Regions from separate parts of the Homo sapiens genome. Here regions 2, 3 and 4 are each linked to region 1. A link is a contact called in ENCODE Hi-C data. All regions are on one chromosome and are shown on one strand. The core of a region is the stretch at or near the end of the contact, and the rest is flanking DNA. Distances in the headings are between cores, read along the strand shown. Region 1 overlaps HIVEP3 (HIVEP zinc finger 3). Region 2 holds the start of HIVEP3 (HIVEP zinc finger 3). Region 3 overlaps HIVEP3 (HIVEP zinc finger 3). Region 4 overlaps HIVEP3 (HIVEP zinc finger 3).

Region 1 (6,143 bases), core at 1,577-4,076:
ACTGTGGGACACATACTCTCCGAAGCTCCACACCCACACTCCTGCCTACACACTCTGGCATGGGCCTGACACATGGGCCTTTTGGAGCTAGGAGAGTTTCAAAAAAGCCCAAACCAGACCTGACAGCCGCTTGTCACCTCCCAGCCCCATCCCCGTACACACCCCGGCCATGGTGGTCAATCCCCAGGAGGCATCTTAGAGTCAGTCTCTGAGAAGACAGGGCAGAGGAGTCGAAGCCAGTGGGTCTGGCTGAGCACTGCCCAGCCTCAGCAGTCAGGCAGGTGGCCAGAGGGGCTTTGGTGGTGGACGGCAGTCCCTCCAACAGAAGGAGGCTGGAGCCATCTCGCCAGCACCAAGCAAAGCAGGAAGCATACTGATTCCCTGAAATCAGCCCCAGGACTTAGAGTGTGACAGAGAGGAGTGTGTATGCACGCACTGTGTGTCTTGTTCTGTTTTTGTTTTTCCAATTTGGGGATGTATTTGTGGTCTTACAAAAAAGAGTTAAGTCATATTTCCTTTTAGGTGGAATAAGTCATTTTTATAGAGGAGAACACAGTGAACTTGGGGCTGTTCCCCCCCAAAGCTAGAATGGGGTTCACTATGCTTGTCAAGGATACACTGGGCCATATGCACATGTTGTCTCATTGAGTCCTCAAAACAGGTGGCAGAAACTTGTGTCACTCATGTTAAGTCAGGGAAGTCAAAGCTCAGACAGGTAAAAATAGCCCAAGGTCACACAAAAACCCTGGCTGCATGCCAGTCCACTGCCTGGTGGGCTGGACCAGGGGAGCCTGAACCTAAGCCAGAGCCCTCCCCTGAGGTCCCTGCCCTGCCCCAGCCTCATTTTCCCAGTGGAGCAAACGAGGATGCTCAGAGCCACTTTTCGGAGGACGAAATCCATGCATTCATTCCAGAAGTAATTACTGGGCACAGTCTCTGTGCCTGGCTCTGTTCTGGGTGCTGGGGGTTCCGCAATAAATAAAACAGCTCCTGCCCTCAGGCAGTCGGCATGGCAGGGGAGCTGGGCAAGGAACGATGGTGGAGTAGAGCAGGGGCCCTGCCTGTGAAGCCAAAGAGAAAGCAGAAGAGCCAAGTGAGGGCTGGGGCCCGTGGGGAGGGCCGCTGTGCTAGACAGGGCGGTGTGAGCAGAGAACCCACCCGGAGGAACCGGGGTCAGGAGCCACGTGGGGTCAGGGAGGAGCTCTCCTGCAGAGGGAGCAGCAGGTGTGGGGTCCCCGGGGGCCACGGCGCTTGGCCCGCGTGCTGGAGCCCGCTGGACGCGGGGGCAGCCGGTTCAGAGAGAGCTAGAGCCTGAGGGCTGAAGGGCATGGGGGGGTGCCCTGGAGCGGAGGAGAGAGGCAGGGCGTCCTCTGGCCTGTGCCGTGGGCGCGGGGAGCACGGGTGTGCTCAGGAGGTGGAAAAGCGGCGGGATTCTGGGGAGGTTCCGGAGGGAGAGCCCACAGGCTCAGATGACCCCATATGGGGCAGAAGAGAGGGGGAAGAACGAAAAGGAGCCATGGAGGACTCCAAGGATTACGGCCCAAGAGACTGAAGGATGGAGTTTCCACTTCCCGCGACGAGACAGATGCCGGGGGGAGCGGCAGGAGTTCGTGTCTGTGGGACGCGAGGTGGCGCGTGGGAGAACTGCCTGGAAGGAGCCAGGCGCCCCGGCCCTGCCCATGGTGCTGGCCAGGCTGGGCGCTAGCGCCACCGTGTGGCCTCTCCCAGCGGCGCCCGCCGCGCGCTCAAGCTCTCTCATTTGTGGAGCGTTGGCCTGGATCCCAGCAGGGGCGGGGCCGCCCAGCCAGGGGCATTCCCTCAGCGCCCTGCAGGAACGCAGATGTGGAGGCCCCGGCCAGCCCCGAGCTGGGCAGGGGACTCTTGGCTTCCAGCATTCATGCACTGAGTGCCCAGGACGGGCCATTACCCCCACTGGGTCTCAACTTCCACATTAGTAAAGAGGATCTTTAGGAGCCCTCCCTGCTGGACATCAGGAGACGCTGGTCCTGACTCTCCTTCACTCCTAACACTACCCCTGTGACCTTCATCTGCAAAATGCTGACAATCCCACCCCAGCTACCTGCCTGCTGAGACTGGGGGGACAGGGTATCATGGGATGACAGGAGCTGAAGTTTATTGGGTACTTACTGTGTGCCAGACCCTCACAGTCCTCTGAACAGCTTCCTAGAGTGCTTTTATTGCTACCCAGTTTACAGATGAGGAAACCAGACACACAGAAAGTAAAGTATCCAACGTCACACAGCAAGGAAGTGGTAGTGCTGAGATTCAAACCCGACCATTCCCTGCTTCTTAGTGCAGCACATCATTTTTAAACTGTCAGCGTAATAATGCAAGGGCTGTAAACCTTAGTTCTGACTCAGCCACCAGCTCTCACTGGGTCATCTGTGCCTGGATTTTGCTGTATGTAAATGAGGGGCAGGGCCAGGTGAACAGGTGTTGAATTAGGCCCCTCCCAAAGTCCTAGGCAAGGGAGGTAAATGCCTGGGGCATAACTACAAAGTTCACCCCCATCCCCAGCCCTGCTCTCATCCTAATCCTTCATTCCTCCTCTGGTCTCATCACCCTGCCTCTAGCCTCAGGGGCCTCCTTTTGCCTGCCAGCCCCAGCTCCACCCCATAGCTTTTGACCTACATCCGGCTGAATGCCCACTTTTGTCCACTTTGGACATCTGACTGCTGCATATTGAGTGACTTGGAAGTGCTAGTTCCGGGCTTTCTGGCCCCGGGGCAGCTGGGCATGGTTGAGAGCCAAAGCCTAGCTGCCCCAGCGGCCTGAGTCAGTTTCTGTGCCAGCCCTCCTGGTCAGGTGGGTGCAGTACTGATATGTGTGAGCGATGGGGCTGGCTGGCCAGCTCAACCCACCTGTCAGCAACCTCACTCTGCAGACCAGAAACAGGTTCCAATGGTCTAGTGATGGGCCAGCGAACAGGCCAGATGTTAGCGGAGCTCTCCCCAGCATCCGGATTGCTGTCCATTTCAGAGATGCCCAAACTAGACTCCTGACATGTTAGAGGTGACCCGACTGGTTGGGGTCATCCCAGAGGAATCAGACCAGGAGGCTAGTATTCCAGAGCCCTAACCCCCACTTTTAGACTCTATTCAATAACTCTGTCATTATTCTTATAGTCTGTTTAAGGAGTGCAAGTGACCTAAATGTCCAACAATATCTGAAACAAGTATCACAATTTTGTTTTTTGTTTACTCTTGTGAACAATTGCTTCCAAGTCACTCAACATGCAGCAGTCAGATGTCCAAAGTGGACAAAAGTGGGCATTCAGCCACATGTAGGTCGAAAACTATGGGGTGGAGCTGGGGCTGGCAGGCAATGGGAGGGCCCCGAGGCTAGAGGCAGCCTGGACTTCAAAAGGGCAGTGGCTCCTCAGATAAGAGCGTGGCTGGGATGGGGACCTGCTCTGCAGCCTGAGGCCAGCTTAGTCAAGCCGCCCACAGAGGCCAGAGTCCGCCACCTGCCAGATGCCATTGTGCCAGCCACCGGGAGCCTGGTCACCGTGGCAGATGTGTGTGTACACTGACCACGGATGGCTCTGTGCTGCTGGACCAGCCAGTGTGACTGCCCTGTCCTGGAATAACAGATTTCATCATTAATGTATTAATATGGTAGCTATAATTATTTTTAAGCCCTCAATATGTGCCAGGCCTTCATTTTAGTCCTCCTAGAAAACCTGGTGAGGTGAGACCATCACATTCATTCGACAAAGGGGGAGACCAAGCAGAGCAAGGTGGTAAGTTGCCCATGGTGAAGCCAGCACTGAGATGCTAGTGAAACAAACAAACAAACAAACAAACAAACAAAGACTGTCTTCTTTGCTATGGCTCAATCCCAGCCCTACTGCTGTCTTCCATGGGCAAGTTACTTACTTTCTCTTACCTCAGTTTCCTCATCTGTAACATGAGGATGAGAACAGTACCAGCTTCACAGGATTCTCTGAGGTCTAAATGAATAAATATACCTAAAGCTCTCAGAACTGAACATTGCACATTCTAGGCATAAGGGAATTATTGTTCATTATTATTTACAAAGCGCTCCCATATCTGTTACGTTTCTTGGTTGTCCCAACAATCTTGTGCCCTTGCGATGGCTATTTTGCCCAGTCAGCAGGCAAGGAAACTGGGGCTCAGAGAGGAGCAGCCGTGTGGGCAGTGGGGCCAAGGCCCAACTGTGACCTTGGGTCTTCTGTGTTTGCCCTCAGGAACCAGTGACGACCTGTTCCAGGACTCGGAAGGACGAGAGGGTTCAGAGGCTGTGGAGGAGCACCAGTTTTCGGACCTGGAGGACTCGGACTCAGACTCAGACCTGGACGAAGACGAGGATGAGGATGAGGAGGAGAGCCAGGATGAGCTGTCCAGACCATCCTCAGAGGCGCCCCCGCCTGGCCCACCACATGCACTGCGGGCAGACTCCTCACCCATCCTGGGCCCTCAGCCCCCAGATGCCCCCGCCTCTGGCACGGAGGCTACACGAGGCAGCTCGGTCTCGGAAGCTGAGCGCCTGACAGCCAGCAGCTGCTCCATGTCCAGCCAGAGCATGCCGGGCCTCCCCTGGCTGGGACCGGCCCCTCTGGGCTCTGTGGAGAAAGACACAGGCTCAGCCTTGAGCTACAAGCCTGTGTCCCCAAGAAGACCGTGGTCCCCAAGCAAAGAAGCAGGCAGCCGTCCACCACTAGCCCGCAAACACTCGCTAACCAAAAACGACTCATCTCCCCAGCGATGCTCCCCGGCCCGAGAACCACAGGCCTCAGCCCCAAGCCCACCTGGCCTGCACGTGGACCCAGGAAGGGGCATGGGCGCTCTCCCTTGTGGGTCTCCAAGACTTCAGCTGTCTCCTCTCACCCTCTGCCCCCTGGGAAGAGAACTGGCCCCTCGAGCACATGTGCTCTCCAAACTCGAGGGTACCACCGACCCAGGCCTCCCCAGATACTCGCCCACCAGGAGATGGTCTCCAGGTCAGGCCGAGTCACCACCACGGTCAGCGCCGCCAGGGAAGTGGGCCTTGGCTGGGCCGGGCAGCCCCTCAGCGGGGGAGCATGGCCCAGGCTTGGGGCTGGACCCACGGGTTCTCTTCCCGCCCGCGCCTCTACCTCACAAGCTCCTCAGCAGAAGCCCAGAGACCTGCGCCTCCCCGTGGGTGAGTTCCTGCCCCTGGTGGCTGGGCCGCTTCTCCCCTGTGGGTGCAGGGGTTGCAAGTTCACACCCTCCTGGGTATCACACCTGGAACTAAACAGCTCTGCCAGCTCAGTAGTTATTAATAATTTCGCAAACATTTATTAGGCACCTACTGTGCCATGCACCATGCTGGCTGCCCTAAATCAGCTGGCTTATTAAACTTTATTTTAGCCTCAGAAGCACAGAGCATGGACTCTGGAGTTCATGGGAAATGGGTTCTACCACGTATTAGTCCGTTCTTGTATTGCTATAAACAAATTCCTGAGACTGGGTAATTTATAATGAAAAGAGGTTGAATAGGCTCACAGTTCTTCAGGCTGTACAGGAAGCGTGGTGCCAGCATCTGCTCGGCTTCTGGGGAGGCCTCAAGCAGCTTTTACTCATGGCAGAAGGCAAAGCGGGAACAGGCATCTCACATGGCAGAGTGGAAGCAAGAGAGAGAGTTGGGGGAAAGGTGCCACACGCTCAAAATGCCAGATCTCATGAGAAATCACTATCTGGAGGACAGTATCAGGCCCTGAGGGATCCGTCCCCATGACCCAAACACCTCCCACCAGGCCCACCTCTAACACTGGGGTTTACAATTCAACACGAGATTTGGGCGGGGACAAATATCCAAACGATATCATATCACTTGCAAGGGGTGTGGCCTTGGATGAGGTTGTAAATACTCGTGCAATTCCCCATCCCCCACCCCATCCCCATCTGCCTGTGTTCTTTGAGCAGATGGCACAACTTAACCAAAACCATCACCATCTCCAATATCACTGTCACCAGTGCTCTCAGAGACACCACAACCAATATCATCCTTGTCAACCATCAGCACTATCCCCATGGCCAGCACCACCACTGTCACCATTGCACCAACACACCACTGCTGCCACCCCATGAGCACAGTCACCATCCCTGTCCCCTCAGCTGCCATGACCCCTCCACCGA
Region 2 (6,143 bases), core at 1,803-4,302, 400 kb before region 1:
TCTGATTTTTTAAATCTCTTTTGTGTGCATGTGGTGTGTGTGTGTGTGGTGTGTGTGTGTGCGCACTTTTTGGGGAAGAGCAGTGGCATTTCAAAAGGAGCTGATATCCTGCCCCTATTCAACCTTTGGCTTCTATTATATTTGGAACAAACCTCTCACTTTCCAAAGAAGCTGTGGACCTATTTCTGTGTCCAGCCATTCTGTGTGGAGAAACTGACCATGTTCCTGATGTCCCTTAATTTGCCTTTAAACTGCTGCCTATGATTCTCCTCCAATCCTGATTCTCTGAGTTTGGGATTTTCCAAGACTGTTTTCTGGAAACCTGTACAGTTACTTCTTAGGGGTCTGTATTAGTCGGTTCTCACACTGCTAATAAAGACATACCTGAGACCAGGCAATTTATAAAGAAAAAGAGGTTTAATGGACTCACAGTTCCACATGGCTGGAGAAGCCACACAATCATGGCAGAGGTGAAGGAGGAGCAGAGGCACATCTTACATGGTGGCAGGCAAGAGAGCGTGTGCAAGGGAACTACCCTTTATAAAACCATCAGATCTCATGAGACTTATTCACTATCACAAGAACAGCATGAGAAAAACCTGCCTCCATGATTCAATTACCTCCCACCAGGTCCTTCCCATGACATGTGGGGATTATGGGAACTACAATTCAAGATGAGATTTGGGTGGGGACACAGCCAAACCATATCAGGGTCTTTGCAGAATCATGAGTTTATCAGTACTAATTAGTTTTTCCTCCCATGTCCCATCTACTTTGTATCTTCCCATATTATTCAAAATGTCTGCTTTATTGATGGCATCTTTCCCTGGTTCCCAGCATTGCCAGTGAATTTACCATTCCCCAAACCAAAAGCCCCCGTATGGAAATAGTGGAGAGTTCTGACACATCATATGGATAGATGGACCAAATGACCTTCCAGACTCATGTAACTCTGGGAGGCTTTTTCTTTAAAGCAGCATAATTAAAGGGTTGAGAAAAACTTTTACTGAAAAGGACAGAGAGATAGAGTTTAGTTTACTCAGGAGAACAGAATAAGGTGAGACTTAAATGGTGAGTCACACTAAGCCTGCTGAAGATACAGCAGGAGGGACTAAGATTAAATTACAGCTGAAGTGATTCATGTTGGTCACTACAAAGATCATTTAACCCTTAAAAAGTTGTGTGGCATCATGATACATTGCAAAGCCAAGTTACAAAGCCTCATTTTCTGGAGCTGTTCTCTTTAAAGGTAAGAGGATGGACTCGAATCACCTTCTGAATTATCGGACAGCCCTGTGACATGATTATACCTTGGTGCCTGAGATGTTAGATGGGAAATAAACAGCAGCATCTAGTAAACTCTCCTGGGGTAAAAAACAAAACAAAAAAAAAAAAACCATCTTGTTTTCACCCAGTCTTACTGATTTTTTTTTAGTGTGAAGACAGAATGTTTTTGTCAAAAACAAGTTCTCCAAATTTATAAACCTGATTGGAGACATCTTTAGTTTCTTCTCAAACATGCTGGGAAAATAGGAATGTCACTGAGACTCCTTCACCATCCCCTCGCAGCCCCTATTCCCCGGGGGGCTGGGTAGATGGAGAAGCAGGGGGCAGGGGCTGGACCAGGGAGAGAGTGACAGGCTCTCTGTGGTAGGTCTGTGCCTTGTCACAGAGCCTCCTGGGCTCAGGTCTGTGGTGGCCGCGGGAGAGCCAGCTCCACGCTGTGTGGCTGGTGACATTTCCGGCTGCCAGGGCCCAGCCAATCAGTGATGGACCCAGCTTGCTTGGGCGATGACACATGAAATATGATAATTTTCTGCCAAAGGGCCCTGGAAGAGGGGAAGGAAGAGAGTGTGTGTGTGTCGCTGGGAGGGGTCCACACAGGAGCGCCTGTGATGAGGTGGGAGGGTGACAGTGCACTTGTTTTCACGGTTTGCCTGGCAGGACTAGGCAAGGGAGGGAATGGGCTGTGATGCTGGAGCGGCTGTAGGAGCGCCCCTGTAGCTCCCGAGGTGAGCCACTGCCGCTGCTCTTAGGCGGGAACCAGCGGAGGAGCAGACAGCGCCATGCTGGAGCTCTGGGGCTGGGGTGAAAAAGAAACTGTCAAAGACATTTGCCTTCTTAACACACGTGAGCAAGGTTAGGACTCTTGTTTCTTCTCAGCGCTACCTCTTTAAAAGCCAGAACAAAACTGCAGTAAACACCATCTGGGTGGCTGAAGTACTCGAAGAATAATTTTTTTCAAAAAAATTTAGGCTGGAGGTTGTCTCTCCCCCTACCCTGTTTTTCTACCTCCATACCTCCATGCTGACCCTTAAAAGAAAAGTGAAAAACAAAACAACAGAACTCAATAACAAAATCTTGAAGAAGGGCCTAAGTCTGAATCGTAAAGACTCTAACTAAGGTTCAGGTGGTAGTTCTGATTCCTGATTCTGGTTGAAAGAAAGTATGTCTTGGAATGCGATGTGGCTCTGGATTATGTTCGACTTTAGAAATAGTGCCAGAACTATTCTTTGATTTGTGGACATGGACCCTGAGACTGCAGAGCAAGGCAGGGCAGGGCAAGGAGTGCCCGTGTTGAGCTCTCAGGTGCAGAGACCCCACTCCCTTCAGGCACTGTTGAGGCTCCCCGGCCCCTGATCTGCAGCCAGAGGCTGGTGAGGTGTGACACGCTTGCTGACAAGAGTGCCCTGTCTCGTCTGACCCGTGAACATGGGTGTTCAGAAGTGAAGGATCATAGTGTTTACATAACGTGCCAATTAGTACTGAGAAGCTCATCAGTGCAATAAATATTTATGACTTGCATTTGCATTTTTTCTCTCCACGTATATATATATAATATGTGTGCATATATATGTGCATATATATGCACATATATTATACATATATGTTGTTTTTTAAAAAGCACCAATAAATGAAATCCTTATCACTGTGTGCAAGCCTACTGTGCCTTTAGGCATGGGACTGGCTTCCTGCGCTGGGAGTGACAGCTATTCCGAAGTGATAATTGGTGTACTGTGTCTTTAAAAGGTTAAACCCCCTTTCAAAAAAGGTCTGGACTCCTAGTGGAAAAGACAAGCGAGGCATGGGTTGGCTCTGGATTCAGAAAACAGCTGCTGATTAGATTCTGTGTCTGCAGGCTGAATTTATTCCGTGTTTTTCAGCAGCACGAATTCAAGAGGGATGCTTCTGTTTGGGTTTCTGATCGTGATTTATATTTATTCAGAGGAATAACAGAGGGTGGATCTGTTCCCGGCGCGAGCATGCTCACAACCAGCCGACTCTCCCATTATCCAGCTGCCTAGTTTGGTGCTTCAATGTACATGGCTATTCCGTGTGCATATGTGTGTATACAAACACGCATGCATGCCTGGATGGACATACGTATGCACAGGTTATTTTTTAAGGACAATTCTTTCAATAAGGTCTTTACCCCTTACTTGAAACAGGTGTTCATGAAAAAAATGCACAAAATCCTGCCTGGCCGGAATAATTCATGAAGAAGGGGCTGGATCCGTGGGTCAGAGAACACAGGACCAGTTTGCCATCCCAAGGCCGAAGGTAGGGGACTCTGGGTTTTTATTCGGCGGATGGATTCCTTGCGCTGTATTTTACCTTGTGATTGTGTTTTTGCCTGAGGCCGCACCGCGAAGCAGAATAGCGAGCTGCGATTCCATTTTGTGTATGCCTTTCTTAGGCAAGGTGTCCGGCTGCCGAGACGCAGGGGCCGGCCGGGTGGGCTGCGCGTGGCGGCCAGTGCCCCCGGTGGGCTGAGCGCGCTGCTCGGCCTGGTGCTGGGGAGCGGCGCGAGCCTCAAGTGACCCCCGCGCGTCAATCACAGGCGGCGGCGGCGGCGGCGGCGGCGGGGCTGTAACCCTATGCGCGCCGTGCGCTCCAGCGCTGCTTGCAGCAGGCTCTGCTGGGCTCTGCACCCGCGCACTGGCGGCCGGCTCCATAGGAGCCTCGGCTGGGGGGCTTAGGCATCGCGTTCCGTGGCACCGGCGTTTTCTTGTGCTGCCTTGGCTGCTGCTCCGGATTGTTTAGGCGGACTGCAGTAGCCTGCTTGGTTGAGAGTGAGATTCGTATGATGCTGGCTGCTGAGACAGAGGGGATAGCTTTCTTTTTCCCCCTTAATCCTAGCCCCCTGAAAATATTCCTAAAGCAAAATCATTTCCCAACCCCCAACCTGACCCAACCAAACCCAAACCAAACTCCTATTCTATAGGGGATTCTTGCCTCCCTGCTAGCAGAGAGAGTGTCCCCTCCAAGTTATGCCCCACATTTTACTATCTTTTAAATGGAAACACTGATGGTGCCGAATGGTCCCTAATGATATTGTCCAGGCTGCTGAGGACTCCTGAGTGTGGCAGTGGTGCAGAGGAACTTGGAGGCTCGGCATTGGTTTCCTTTAACGTAGCTGGTTTGGTTTCTGTTGCAGGTCAGGAATATTTCTGTGGCTAGGCCCTTCCTTGAACTTCGGGGGCAGTGGTTGCAGGAAGAGGGTCTGCAGATCTGGTCGCTGGGTGAGCAGCACCCTGGCCCTCTTTCTGGTATACGCTGACGTTTCTGGTAGCCCTTGGCATTGTAACCACAGCAGCCAGGTGCCCACTGGCTACCTGGAGTGCTTCGGTTTTGTTAACTCTGGTGTGCATTTTGGGTGTTACGGGGGGAGGGAAGAGGAAAGAGGGAGAATGAGGTGTTTGCTGAACTGATCTGCATGGCAGTGTTCTCCAGCCCATGTTTGTGTGATTATGTAATGATCAGACGTGTGCCCAAACAGCTCCCCACCATCTCCTGGCTCTCCCCCAGACTGAAGAAGTTGGGTGCTACAGTTGTTTAAGACGTCTTTATGTAATTATGTGTATGCTGGGGGCAGGGAGAGAGTGGGGGCAAGGAGGAATAATTCTAGCAACTTAAATGTGAAGAATACAGGTCAGTGATCGTGTGTCCCTCTGAGGACAGTGTGGTATTAGCTCTGGGTCAGTGTTGATCTGAAGACCCTCCTGTGTCTCTTTCAGCCAGTAATTGCTTATCTGAACTTTCATTTGGTAATTTCACCCCTCTTGCACCCTGGAGACAGTTGGACCCAGGAGAAGGACCCCTGCAGGGCCTCCAGTTTCCCAATTCCAGGCAGAAAATGAATCCTGAAGCCAAGGTAATAGGCCAGGTCCCAGCTGTTCTTCATGGTCCTGCTGAGCAGCCAGTGTAGGGAGGAGTTCCTGTCCACTAGGGTGTCACTTGTGCTCTGGGGTTGGGCTATACTGTGGGGCTGAAGAATAGACCTCAGATGCCGTCTGAGCTGTTTGACATATGCTCTTTAAAGTTGTGATGGCTTGCAGAGGCTGGAGGCCCTTTACATAGTTGCATTTAAAGATTGTGGGAGTTTTTTGCAAGGAAGGTGGACAGCTGTCCAACTAAGACACCTGCAGGCAGGAGGAGAGGGTGGTGTGACACTTAGCTCTCTGCTTCCTCTCCACTCCATCTAGTTAAGGCACCCACAGGATACAGAATTGTTAACAGGGGCCCTCCTGTCACACCCCTGAGCGCCTCAGCCTGGGGCTGTTGGGCAGATTTGTTAATTTGATGGCAAAGTCTGGCCCCTTAAGGCTAAGATTGTTTTTTTGCCCTCAACACCCCAGTGGGTTTGCTTTGAGGGCCAACTACTACTGTGAACTCTGTGGCAGTGGATCAAGATGTGCTCAACTGGCACTATTGTTGAGCTGTCTCCGCCCATTGTGTTTAGTGGCAGCCACCCTCCTTGGAGTGGAGAAGTGTGTGCTGCCTTTGGGTCCTTGCCAAGTGAGCTGTTGAGACATTTAGTGTGTGAAAGGTACAGGCAAGAAGAAGATGCATTTAGTCTGAAGTCCTGGCAGGTTCTAGGACATGATTTGATGAAAGATAACATTAAGAAAGCTGTGTGACAACTGGATAGCATTTAACTTGTCTCTCACTCCCTACTCTGTGAATTCCCTAATGTCTTTAAGGCTCTTTTTTGCCCTCCATCCTGCCCATCAAGGAGTCCCTGACATGCTGTTCTCCATCCTGTTTCCTGTGGAGTCAAAGTGTATTTACAAATCTGCAGATGCACTAGGCGGGCAGGGCTGGAAAACACTGGCTGTATCAACAGGCAGCACTAGCATTCT
Region 3 (6,143 bases), core at 2,158-4,657, 380 kb before region 1:
AAAGGATCAAGTTTTCCAGCGTGGGGCTTATCTTATGACTTCCTTACTTTTGCTTACAGACGCGACCATACTAAAACTTGTGAGACTGTTGTGTTTTCTGGGGGGTGGTTGTGGGGGAGGGTCCTGACTTGCTGCGCAAGGTTAGTTTCTCTTCTGCAAAGTGGCCAGGAAGGGAGCTCTTGCAGCGTGCTTCTAGAGTATGTGTTTTAGATTGCTTAGTAAGGCCTGGTTATCTGTTAAATATAGACAACATTTTAATTTATTTCCAAGTAGACAGACTTGGGACCTTTCAAAGCCAGCATGCAAAGGCCAGAGTCACCTTCAGTGCTGGGTTACAGCAGAGAGCAATTTCAGGCCTAAGATGTCATTCGCAGCAACCTTAGCACTGGTCATTGTTGTTGAGCCACGATATTTGAAAACATTGTGTTAGAGTATATTCATGCCAGCCTCACTAGAGCTCATTTTGAATTTCTGGATAAACATTCTGGCGTTGCTGCATGTTTCGGGAGTGGAAATGTTTGAATGTTTGCCATTCTGGGTGATGGAAGGAAAATAGAAAAAGCAAGTGGTGAGATCCTTGGTCTCAGTGTTCAAGGGTAATGTAAACAGTATAAGGTTAACATGGAATGAAGGTTGAGAAGCCACATTTGCTGCACACCTTGATAGGAGAGACTAAGGTAGATAATAAATGTAAACTTTGATCTGTAAGGCAGCCCTGTGAGTGAGCTAATGGAAGAGTGTAGGTTGTGGCTCCAGATTGCTGAATGTGAATCCTGTGTCCTCCTCTTACTAGCTGGGTCATCTTGGACAATTTACTTAATTTCCCTTCACCTCAGTTTTCTCATCTGTAAAGTGGGGAGGTCAGGTTAACACTACAGCATAGGGTGATTAGGAAGATTAAATGAGTTAATATGTATGAACTGCTTTGAATAGTGCCTGGTACTTAGAAACTGCTACATAAGTTTTGTTAAATATATAAAATAGGCTGGGCATGGTGGCTCATGCCTGTAATCCCTGCACTTGGTGTGGTGGCGAGTGTCTGTAATCCTAGCTACTCAGGAGGTTGAGGCAGGAGAATCACTTGAACCCAGTAGGTGGAGGTTGCAGTGAGCTGAGATCATGCCACTGCACTCTGGCCTGTGCAACAGAGTGAGACTTCGTCTCAGAAAGACAATTTATATATATATATATAAAAAATAAATATTATATATGCATATTCATATATAATATATAATATATAATTTTTTCATATTCATATATAATATATATTATATGTTATATAATGTATTATATATAAATATGCATATTTAATATATAAATATATAATATATAAAAATATGTATATATGAATATAAATATATATGTATATCTATATACACACACACAAACACATACACACACACATATATATAAACCTGAGGCTCTGACAGGTGAAGTAAGTTATACAAAGGCCCCTGGGCTAGTCAGCAGTGATGTTAGAATTTGAGCCCAGCACTCTTAGGCTCTAGAGCAGGGTTTCTCAGCCTTGGCACCATTGACATTTTGGGCCAGATGATTCCTTGTTGTGAGAGCTGTCCTGGGCATTGTAGGAGGTATAGTAGCAAACCTGGCCTCTACCAGGGCCCACTAGGTAGCGATAGCAACCCCCTGACCCCCAGATGTGACAACCAAAAATGTCTTCAGACATTGATGAGTGTTCCCTAGGGGGGCTAAACTGCCCCCAGTTGAAAACCACTGGGCAGAGAGAGGGATTAATATCCTGGAGAGTTTTGCAGCAGCCTGACTTCTCAGTTCCAGGGTTCAGAGCCCAGTTCCCACTTATCACCTTATTTCCTTACAGACCAATGGTCAGAGAAGGCCAGGATCATGGTGGCTGGTATGTGTACACACAGCAGCCGACAAGCTTCTGTATGTGGGTTTGAGCCAGAGGCTTCTCAGCTGTGGGTTTTTTGCTTTTCTGTTTTTTTTTTTTTTTTTTTTGAGACGAGATCTTGCTTTGTCACCCACGCTAGAGTGCAGTTGCACGAACATGGCTCGCTACAGCCTCAACCTTGCGGGCACTAGCTGTCCTCCTGCCTCAGCCTCCCGAGTAGCTGGGACTACAGATGTGTGCCACCACCCCTAGCTAATTTTTGCATTTTTTTTTTTAGAGATAGGGTTTCACCATGTTGCCCTGGCTGGTCTTGAACTCCTGAGCTCAAGCAATCTGCTCGCCTCAACCTCCCAAAGTTCTGGGATTACAGGCATGAGCCACCGTACCCAGCCTTTGCTGTTTTTTGAGCTGTTTTCTTTTCTTCTTTTTGGCTGGGCACGTTCAGACTATAAGGTGGGCCAGGCTATGTGGCTGGTTTGAGTTTCTCTCTGCAGCTGTCAGCAGCAGAGTCCAGGCAGCCACACTGACCCATGCTGCCTTTCTTGGAGGCACAGCTGGTTGATTTAACTGGAGTCACAGTGTGAAGGGTCCCAGAGCAGAGGGGTCAGCTGACAAGAGGAGAGCCAACGTTCAACATTTATCGTTGCCATGTCATGATACTGCCTCACTCAGCACTTATTCTGATTTGCAACATCTGGGTCTTTTTTTCTTCTCTTCCTGCCTTCTCTGTGCTCTCTTTGGGTTTCAGAACTTGAACCTGTGGCAGCAGTGGTAGGCTGTGGTTCAGAGCGTCTGGGCATATGTGAGATGTGAGCAGAGCCACTGTGTTCTTGGCACCCAGCTGCTAGTTCCGCTCTCAAAGCCCCATTTGTAAGAAATATATTGACCAGCCGCTCAGTGTCTCTGACCAAGTTCTTAGAAAAGTCTCAGAGCTAGCAATATGTTTTACTCCTAGTGGGTGGGTGGAGATGGGATGGGGAAAGGAATTTTTTGTTGTTGTTGTTTATTTGTTTTAAGATAAAGCTCTGGTGTTTGGACTCATTTAAAGAGAGCTATGCAGTGTCTTGTTTGAATGTTTGTTTTTATGGGTTAATGGCTTTGCATCAGTAGTCACAGCTTCGGTGTCCAAATATTTTAGTTCTGGTTCAGAACCTACTTTTCTCTTGTTTTGATGCAAGCTATTTTCCTAGGGTACTCTATTTCTTTTCAATAGAAAGGTGATATTCACCCTTGCACTAAATGAGTGTTGATATCTGATAGGGAAACAGGCAGCTCTTGTGCTGGCAGAACCGATGTGCCTTTCTCCTTAAAATCTCCAGGACGCTTTCTCTCGTGAGTTTTACTCCTTGCCTTTTCCCATTGGAAGGCCATCTCTTTTCACAAGCAATGAAATCAGGACATGGGAAGAAGTGACTGTAGGAGAAAGAAGACAGCTGTCAGTAAACGTAATTAACCCCGATCTCCTCTGGAGGGCTGCCTCTTGAGCGAGCTGTGCTTTAAACCAGCCCGAATGGATGTTCAGAACAGAAAGAGAAAGTGAGTTACCAAGGACTTCTGGGGAGTGCCGTGAGCAGGGGTTCCTTTCTTACCTGGAGGGAGCCCCACACATTCAAATCATTTGCTGAGATCTAGCTAGGTGCTGTGCTGGGGACACACCGATGACAGCCTGTGGAAATGCTGGGCCTGGTGGACCCAGGAAGCGTTGACTCCCAGAGCAGGAGGGGCAGCCCGTCTTTGCAGCATGGACCTTGCTGTGGTAACCCACACCATCAGCCCTTCTGCCCCGTGACACCACCACTTCATTGTCAGGAAGCACAGTTAAGGGGAAATGAGTTTTGTATTTTAGCAAAGTTTAATTGAAACTCAAAATTCCCCCCAGTTGGATGCAAACTGTCTTATGTGAGTAGAAATACATGTGCAACCCAAAATTGGGAAATAAGTTTGGGGCTTTTGGGGTTGGGCCTGCCTGCTGTTTCCCTGTTTTTTTTCTGTGTTCCTGCACATTGATTAGAATTCTTGTCCCTGTTAGTCCAGGGTGAAAGGGGAAGGCTGGCAAGTTTGGACACATAAATCTTACACCAGACGAGTTTCCTGGAAAAAGATCAGATCAGGCCTAAAGCAGGGCAGTCCTTCTGGCAAAGTGACTCTGTGTGGTCAGGTGGCAGTGGCCATCTGGGGAGCCCGGAGCCTCTGGGTGAGGAATGTGTTGGCCACCTCTCCAGCTGGCCTGCTCGTTTCAGGGCTCCCGTGTGGTGGAAGCAGGACCGTAGAGAGGCAGCCTCCCAGGCAGGCTAGTCATTCAAACCTCTCCCTTATGCATTATCTAATAATTATGTAGTAAGGAATGGGAGAGCTGCCTGAGTGGAGCGTTGACAATGTGCAGGTTATATAAGGAAGCTTGCCCAGAGACCTGGGTTAACAGGCCTCACATTTCTCATCCCCCTGACCCCAGGGTTATAGACAATTGCCCTTCAGGCAGCTGCCTGGCCAGCCCACGCCTTGCCCAGACTTGGAGTAAGATTCTGGAATCAGACAAATGTGGGCTTGAATCCCAGCTCCACCACTTACCAAGTTGGTTTTCCGGGGGAAGCTGCTTAACTTCTCTGAGCCTCAGGCTCCTCATTTGTAAAATGGTCCAAGGATTAAATGACAAACTATATAAAAAGGGCCATGGATCATTCATCTCCCAAACCTCAGCATCACACAATAATCCCAGGTAACAAACCTGCACATGAATCTACAATAAAAGCTGGAAAACATAAATAAGGGCTGTCACAGTGCCTGTACTGTGGCTCTTCAGAACTCAACCCAGTTGTCACTTGGCCCAGGAATCAGGCCCTTCCTGGATTCCAGGTCCCTCATTTGTGCCCCGAGCATCTTTTCTACCCTAGCTCTTGTTCACTTTTCTGTTTCTCCCTTTAGGCTGTAAGTACCTTGGAGGCAGGTGCTATGTTTGGTTGTCTCTGTGCTCAGAGCCTGCACCAAAGCAGCCAGCACTTAAGGAGTGCTGACTGAGCATTCCAGGCTTGGTTCTAAGTAATTTACATGTGAAAATTTATTTAAACCACACAGCAACCCATGAGGTAGGGACTATCATCATCCCCATTTTACAGACAAGGAAACTGAGGCACAGGGTAATTGAATCACATGCCCAGTGGCACAAAGCTAGTCATTGGCCGAGCCAGGATTTGAACCAGGTACATCTGTTTCAGAATCTGTTCTCTTAACCACTGTGCTGTCACTTGAGTTGTTCATTGGATGGTGAGCAGATGGGGCAATGTTATTATGGTTAAACTATTATTGTTAATTCCGGGCAAGCCACTTGCCTTTCTAGGCCTGCTTCTTTGTTCATTAAGTGGGGAGCAGGGTTCTTGTGAGGATTAGATGGGAGTGATGAGTATAAAGGAGACTGCAAACCCTATCCAGAGCCATCACCTTGGGAGTGTCACCGTGGTAATCAGAGTCCGTTATTCCTACAGGAGCTCCATCCACAACTGCTCTGCAGGGGACAATGGGTGCCCTCATTCCCCACAGGGCTCCCTACCCTCTCCATCGATACACACTAACATATGGGAAATGAAGGCCCACCCTGCCGGGCTTTCATACTCTAGAATGCGTGAATTTTTGCTCTTGGCAGCCCATTAAAAGGGCTAGAGTCCCCCATGCTGTCCTTTGATGGTGGAATACAGGAGAGTTTAACCTCAGGCCCTGCAGGAGAGTTGAGGCAAGGTGTCCCTCCAGTCCCAAGGAGAAGGGGGTGCTGCCCTTCAGACTCTGCGTAGGTCTGGAATGGCAGTGGCTTTTGGGTAATGAGGTGGCAGTGTCGGGGACATTGAGAAGGTGGATGATGTTATTGTCAGTGACTCCACAACTCCTGCCTTTTGATATTCCAGCCACGTAAAGCTGCAACTAAGGTTTCCCAGCAAAGACTTGGAATGCAAAGCACACTTTAAAGTGTGTGAGTTTGTGTGTAGCAGGGGATGTGGGGTGGGACTGTGTGAGGTGTGGGGTGTGTGGTGTATGTGGTGTGTGTGTGTGTGAGATATGTGTGTTTGTGAGGTATATGGAGGTGTGTGTGATGTGTGAGGTATGTGGGGGGTGTGTGTGTGGTGCTTGTGTGTGTTTGGTGTGTGAGGTATGTGGCGTATGTGTGGTGTGTGTGGTGTATGTGTTGTGTGGTGTGTGTGTGTGTGTGTAGCGTGTGAGGTATGTGGTGTGTGTATGTGGTATGTGGTGTGTGTGTGGCATGTGTGGTCTTTGTGTGTGTGTG
Region 4 (6,143 bases), core at 936-3,435, 300 kb before region 1:
GGTGATGGATATAGTTCATACAGCACAGGGTAGGGAGAGGGGAAGAACTGTCCCCACGTGACCCCACTCTCCTGTGGCTCTGCACTCCAGCCCTGGCAGTGTGAGCGCAGAGGTCATGCCAGATAAATGTCTGCTGAGTGCTGGCTGAGGGACACTCACTCAGAAGCCAGCTTTCCACAAGCCTCACAGACATGACGTACTGGGGCTTGAATTTCACCCATGGCCTAAAAGCAAGGTCCCATTCTCTCAGCTCTCATTACTCAGTGTCTTCTGGGGATTTCCCTTGGACAGCAAGATAAGAGTGCCCAAGGTCAAGACCATCAGGAGATGAAGCCCCCACCACTGGAGGATGGACCGTGTAGGGGTGGGGAGGAGGCTGAGATTGAGAAAGGGCAGTGCTGTGGGCTGCTGTGGGTAACTACAGGAAGGCATCAGAGCCCTAGACATCTGTAGGTGAGGAAGCCCAGGCCGCAGTGCTGAATGGTTGGGGAAGAAGCTACTGTCTCCACCACAACAGGCTGTGCTGGTCTGGTCTGTGGAATGGCTAGTCATGGTTCCCTTCTACATGTGTCTCTTGTCGAGGCTGGCTGTGAAGACCCTGTGTTTAGGAAGAGTTGTATGGCATGGGGCAGGGGTGGGGTTCCCCAGCTCTTCTCCTTTAATGGTCTCTCATGTATTATGGTTACATATTGGGCATCAGAGAGCACTGCATGGTCCCTCCTACTTGATGGCTTTATGGTTCTCAGCCTTCTCCCTTTGGCGTAGAAGATCTGTCCTCTATGGCTAGCAGCCAAGAGGAGATTTCCACAGAGATTTCTATCCACTGTGGTCCTGCGGAGAGAAGTCGCACCTGTTAATGGCTGGGGATGGACAATTGCAAGGCGGTATGTGGGTGCACAGTCTCTCAGGCACCCTGTGTGTCACTAGGTCTTGCCAGTGTGTTTGGGAGGAGGACCAGCTGGTGAACATTGCCTGGCAGCAGTGTGAGCCACTGTTTTCCAGCTGCCATGATAGGACTGTTTCCAGATCACCAGAAAGACAGGGCAAGATTGGCGCCTAGTGTTGCTCCTGCTGGTGGAGGCTGTGGGCCAAATGGCAAGAGGACTAGATAGGGTGATGGGGGGCTGCATGACTGGACTCCAGTCCCACTTCTGCTTCTTACTGGCCATGGAACCCAGAGCCTCAGAGCCCTCATCTCGAAAATGAAGGGGTTGTTTGGGAGGCTGAGGCAGAAGAATCGCTTGAACTTGGGAGGCAGAGGTTGCAGTGAGCCAAGATCGCACCACTGCACTCCAGCCTAGGCTTCAGAGCAAGACTCCATCTCAAAAATAAAATAAAATAAAATAGATAAAATGAAATGAAGTGGTTGGATCAGGGCCTGGAGACAGCTAAGGTCCTTCTTGCTGTAGGAGTCTCAGAGGCCCCAGAGTGCATAGGCACTTTACCAGGTCCAGAAAGCGCTTGGCTCTGAGTGCTGCAAGGACCGCCCCCCACCCCCTCCACCCATCCTGCTAGGCTGCATTTAAGGAGCAGAGAACCTTGGCAGTTCTAACTTATCTGTCCCCCCACCCCCAAGGAGGAGTGCACCCTCAGGGAAGGGGACACTCTGTTTTTCACAGACAGGGAACTGTTGGAGTGGTGGCTTCGCAGCCCAGCTGGCCAGTCTTCTCTGGGGTGAGCAGCCCAGGTCCCCCCCCACCCCCTACCAGCCTTGGTATTTGCTAATTTCCCTTCCCAGGATAAATGCGTCACTATCACTCTTAAAATGAAGTGTCCAGATGGGAACACAATACAGATGTGGCCCAGTCATTCCAGAGGAATGCAAGAAAGCTGCTGAGATTGTCTAGAATTCAGGCATTTCCTCAGTGGGCTTTATCCTCTATTTATTCCATATCCATGACATCTTATTTATTTTTTTGTTTTTGTTGTTGTTTTGTTTTGTTTTTAAGACAGTCTTGCTCTGTTCTCCAGGCTGGAGTGCAGCGACATGGTCATAGCTCACTGCAGCCTTGAACTCCTGGCCCTAAGCGATCCTCCCTCCTCAGCCTCCCCAAATGCTGGAATTACAGGCATGAGCCACTGCACCCGGCCCATGGCATCTTATTAAACATCTGTCCGTTGCAAGCTGAGAAAGAGGTTTCTGTTTGTGCTCCTCGTGTTTGTTAAGTTTGCTTAATGAAGGCCCTGTTTAAAGGGAAGGACTGCCTCTAGCTCCCCCTAGAGGATAGCTGGCTGGGATTCCACAGCCTCAGCCCTGGGAGCACCTGTGTATGTCTCAAAGCAGCAGAGAGATTAATGACCTGGGTCATTTTGTTTATTAAAATATCACCTTGGGGGTTCTTTATACCATTGTAAAAATGGTTCAACTGAGTGCCTTCTGTCTTCTTAAGCCAGTGCCTCTGGACACTCTTCTTTGTAACTTGGGCACTCGGGGGCTTCTCTGGGCCTCTGCTTGCTCATCTTTAGAATAAAGTATTTTTTTTTCCAGTTGTAAATTAATTATATGGTTCTTTATATTAATTGTATGGAGTTAGATAAGGACTCATCTGTACAACTACAGCAACTGCGATTTTCGTATTCCCTCTTTTAGGAATTTATTATAAAAAGGACTCAACCTTTTCCTGACTTTATGCCTCCAAATTCCCATTTCTCACCCTCTCCTGACGTTTCGCCTTTCCCCACCCCCTCCCCGTGGTGCTCCAAGCTCAGTGGGTGGCAGCACAGCACGATGGTTCAGGACAGTGTCTCTGGAGGGTGCTCTGGGCCCGTCACTAACCAGCTGGGCGGCCCCAAGTGAGTCACATAACCTCTCTGTCTGCCTCATTATCTGTAAAAAGAGGATGTGGTAGCATTTGCCTAACAGCAAATGTAACTGATAATTAATGCATATAAAATGCTTAGAATAGTGAAAAATGGTGTTCAAAGAAGCATTCGTTGTTATTGTTGTGTTTCTATGGGGTGAGGTAGCCAGTAAAACCCAAGGTTAACACCAGACTGTTTTCCTCTAGGAAATACAACAAACAAGCAAGCAGAAGACATGGATCCTGAAGTTTCTTATGAGCAGGAGACTAGCACAGACCACTGTTCCTACCATTGGGAGGACAGCACACCTGGCTGGCTGCCAGAGTGGGCCTTGGGGAGTAGGAAAAGCCAAGGGCTTAAGAGATGGAAGATCTCCTGGGTCACACCCAGGAGACTATTCACTAGCTGCCCACTGGGCAATAAACACCAACTGAGGACCCAGGTGACACAAACCCTGCATTAGGTACAAAAAAAAAAAAAATCTGGTCATTGGAGGACTCAGGCCAATGGGGGAAATAAACTGGTCAATAAACAATCATAGTGCCCTGTAAGGGCTGGAAAAGGGCATCCTAGGAGTCTGCAGTTGATAGGAAGGGATTGGGAAGGGCACAAGGCCAAGAAATAGGACAGGCAAGATCCAAAGGAGTGAGGACTTGGTGATGTCAAAGGCTTCAGGGCCATTACAGGCAAATCCATAAGCCACATGCCACATAGGCCACCTGGCTTCTTAAAGAGATCCACACTATAAATTGGAGGTGAAAAGTTAGAAAACTACTTCTTAAAATGAGGTACAACAGTGAAGCCAAATTTATTTTGAATTGATTCTTTTTAAAAGACTGTAACCATATATAAACTCAAAATAACCACATTTCACCATGACACTGTTTTTAGGGGCCCAGCCAGGAATGAGGGTCAGTACCTTGGAGAGCTCCAAGGGGTTCCAAAGGGCTGAGGCATGCACTAGTTCAGCATGAGGCAGAAGCATAAGCATGAACCTACCAGGATCAGTGTGGGGCCAGCCCCTACTGGTGTGGGCTTCCATTGCCAAGGCTGGTGCTTCTCCTCTTAGATGGAGGTCCCAGGGACTAGGAGATGGTGGATGGGGGGCAAGGGACCTAAGATGGACATTTGTTATCTGCCCTCTCTCTGGATGGAGTCTTCTTGGTACCCAGGAGAGATCATTGCACTCATCCTGGAGTCAACTAGTGGGCCCTGATGCTAGGATGCTTGTGGAGTTTTGCTTTCTTACAAGTGGTTGATCGCACTTCTTCAGTGGAGGTGACTTAGTTATTTGAGATAAGCAACTGAAAGGATTGTTGCTGCCTGAAGGCAGAATCGAAAAACTGGGACAAGCTTCATAGCAGTTCTGCCATTTCAACCTCTTGGATGTGGATTTCTACAATTACCCAATCAGTCCAGGTCTTGTGGGCAGCTGGGGGACTATCTGTGAGATGGAGGGTGAGGCCTGACTTTGAAATGTTTGTTGTGGCTTTTGGCCCTGAACACTGGAGCCTGATTAAGTTTTATGCCAGTCAGGTATAAAACTTGACTGGCTGCAATTTGGGCAGCTGCACCCACATGCATCTGGTGTGTGCATGTACACTGTTCTCTTCATCAGATGGACATGTCGTTTGGATATTTCTCTCCTGGAATGAGACATTGAAAAGTAATTTATAGCTTCAGGAAAGTCCCCAGTCAAGCATGGACTCGGCGAGATGGTGATGTCAGCAGATTTATTCTCAGGGACCTTCCCCTTTTTCTTTCATCTGAACCCTCCTCCCATTCACTTGTTCCCCATGTGTTTACTGAGTGTCTTTTTGTGCACAGGCCCAGGATCTGCACCCACAGTCAACTGTAACAACCATATGGCCTAGATCATCTGGGACAATTCTGATTAAGGGGCATTTATTCTTTTCATTAAAAGTGATTTGTTAAATATATGGGGGAATGTGATTTGACTTTAGCTTTTGTAAAGCATAAATAAATTCATAAATCAGGGAAATAATCTTCAGTTGAATTACATGTCAGAATTTTGCATGCAGAAAATATGGTCACCATATATCTAAGACAGAGAGAGAAAACAATTTGCATCTCCTGGGCCAGTTCAATGCATTGGAAGAATCACCTGTATTGAGAAGGAGCCTGGGGTCACTGTTGATTAGTGGCACCTGCCATGGGCATCACGTGGCAAGTGATGGCATGAAGACCGTGTCTTTGGTACCACCTGTTTCTGTTCTGAAGGCCTACTGTCCTCACACTGTTCCAAGTCTCTCTTATCAATATAAAAAGCTGTCTGAGCCGTCAACAATGAAGGGTTATTAACCCTAACATGGTAACCATCCCAGAGGCTGGAAGAGACCTGTGCCTCAACTGTGCCTTCATGGATAGGCCAGGAGAAGGGAATATTTTAGGTCTCAGCACTCCTTGCACAACACATAGGAGCTGTGCTCTGAACCCCAAATTGTGTTACTTAGCTTGAGACCACCTAGTAATGGGAAGAGCCTGGTGTCCAGAGGCAGACAGACCTGGCTGTAAATCCTGAATTCTGAAGCATCAGCTGTATGACCCTGGGAAGGTTACTTAACTTTTCTGATCTTCAGTTTACTCCTTTTCAAAATGGAAATAGTAATTCCTACCTCTTAAGTTTATTATAAGAATTAAATCATAGAACACATTTAAAGCCACTGTGGTTTTGCCTGCCACATAGCAGGTGCTCCATAAATGAGATCCCTTATAACAACTTGTAAGAACTGCAGGCTCCATCCCTTGCTCCATATGGGCCGTTTGAATAAACCTATTTTAAGTAATGGATGTCACACATAATTTGGGCAATAATTCCATTTCACTTCTACCCCCAAATCTGAAAAATAAATAAAGGAAGTTGACCTTTACTAAGTGATTTGGAATTTCACTGGAAGGTTCTATAATTGCTAGTTAACAGGCCTGGGAAACCAGCTCTTGTGCTGTAATTGGAGGTGTGCAGGTCAGGACATTTAATTATGGCCTGGCCGCCTGGAATAGAAAGCTTGCCACCATGACAACACCTTTTTGCATCTGCCTGATTAAGTCAACAAATTGTTGGTTCCCAGCCCAAACTGGACTGTGACAAGTGCTTTCTTCCCCTGGATTCTGCCTGTCATGATGTGCCTGTCAAATTTCTTTACAAAGGCCAGGCTCAGGTAGGGGAACTCAATAGAAGGAGGAGAGGACACAGCCCTGCTCTGGAGATGCCTGCAGCCTAGTGGAGAGGATGAACTGGACCTTCTGGGGAGCAGGAAAGGCATTTTGTGGTCTTTGGGGCAACCCAGCTGAGTGGTCAGGAGAGCATGCCCTCTGGAGCC

Evidence for each region. Hi-C counts contacts between places; a loop is a spot of excess contacts on that map. Pooled maps may share reads with other maps.
Region 2: a loop to region 1 is called in a pooled map, with 2.8 times the contacts of the local background. The contact joins the promoter of HIVEP3 here to the enhancer-like site in region 1. A Hi-C loop is called at or near these places in 1 of 168 maps with a recorded cell type or tissue (PC-9), 1 of 37 single-sample maps with no recorded cell type and 7 of 50 pooled maps.
Region 3: a loop to region 1 is called in a map with no recorded cell type, with 9 times the contacts of the local background. The contact joins two enhancer-like sites. A Hi-C loop is called at or near these places in 1 of 168 maps with a recorded cell type or tissue (PC-9), 15 of 37 single-sample maps with no recorded cell type and 10 of 50 pooled maps.
Region 4: a loop to region 1 is called in a map of mammary epithelial cell, with 2.9 times the contacts of the local background. The contact joins two enhancer-like sites. A Hi-C loop is called at or near these places in 1 of 168 maps with a recorded cell type or tissue (mammary epithelial cell), 11 of 37 single-sample maps with no recorded cell type and 11 of 50 pooled maps.

What each region holds. Positions count from the first base shown.
Region 1 is chr1:41,511,839-41,517,981 of GRCh38, reverse strand. HIVEP3 (HIVEP zinc finger 3) reads left to right here. Exons shown (of 9, transcript NM_024503.5): 8 at 4,232-5,166. Among named protein-coding and RNA genes, the nearest start is that of EDN2, 30 kb to the right of the region's middle. RefSeq lists a silencer at 1,630-1,809 and an enhancer at 4,454-4,954. Within about 2 kb of position 2,826, at least 12 of the 41 ENCODE cell types and tissues checked have a DNase peak (open chromatin) inside an H3K27ac peak, as active enhancers do; they include PC-9, where a contact is called at or near this core.
Region 2 is chr1:41,915,831-41,921,973 of GRCh38, reverse strand. HIVEP3 (HIVEP zinc finger 3) reads left to right here and starts at 3,052. Exons shown (of 9, transcript NM_024503.5): 1 at 3,052-3,561. RefSeq lists silencers at 3,721-3,770, 3,822-4,116.
Region 3 is chr1:41,888,960-41,895,102 of GRCh38, reverse strand. All of the region lies in intron 1 of HIVEP3 (HIVEP zinc finger 3), which reads left to right. Among named protein-coding and RNA genes, the nearest start is that of HIVEP3, 27 kb to the left of the region's middle. RefSeq lists an enhancer at 3,347-3,646. Within about 2 kb of position 3,407, at least 28 of the 41 ENCODE cell types and tissues checked have a DNase peak (open chromatin) inside an H3K27ac peak, as active enhancers do; they include PC-9, where a contact is called at or near this core.
Region 4 is chr1:41,808,238-41,814,380 of GRCh38, reverse strand. All of the region lies in intron 1 of HIVEP3 (HIVEP zinc finger 3), which reads left to right. Among named protein-coding and RNA genes, the nearest start is that of HIVEP3, 110 kb to the left of the region's middle. Within about 2 kb of position 2,185, at least 12 of the 41 ENCODE cell types and tissues checked have a DNase peak (open chromatin) inside an H3K27ac peak, as active enhancers do.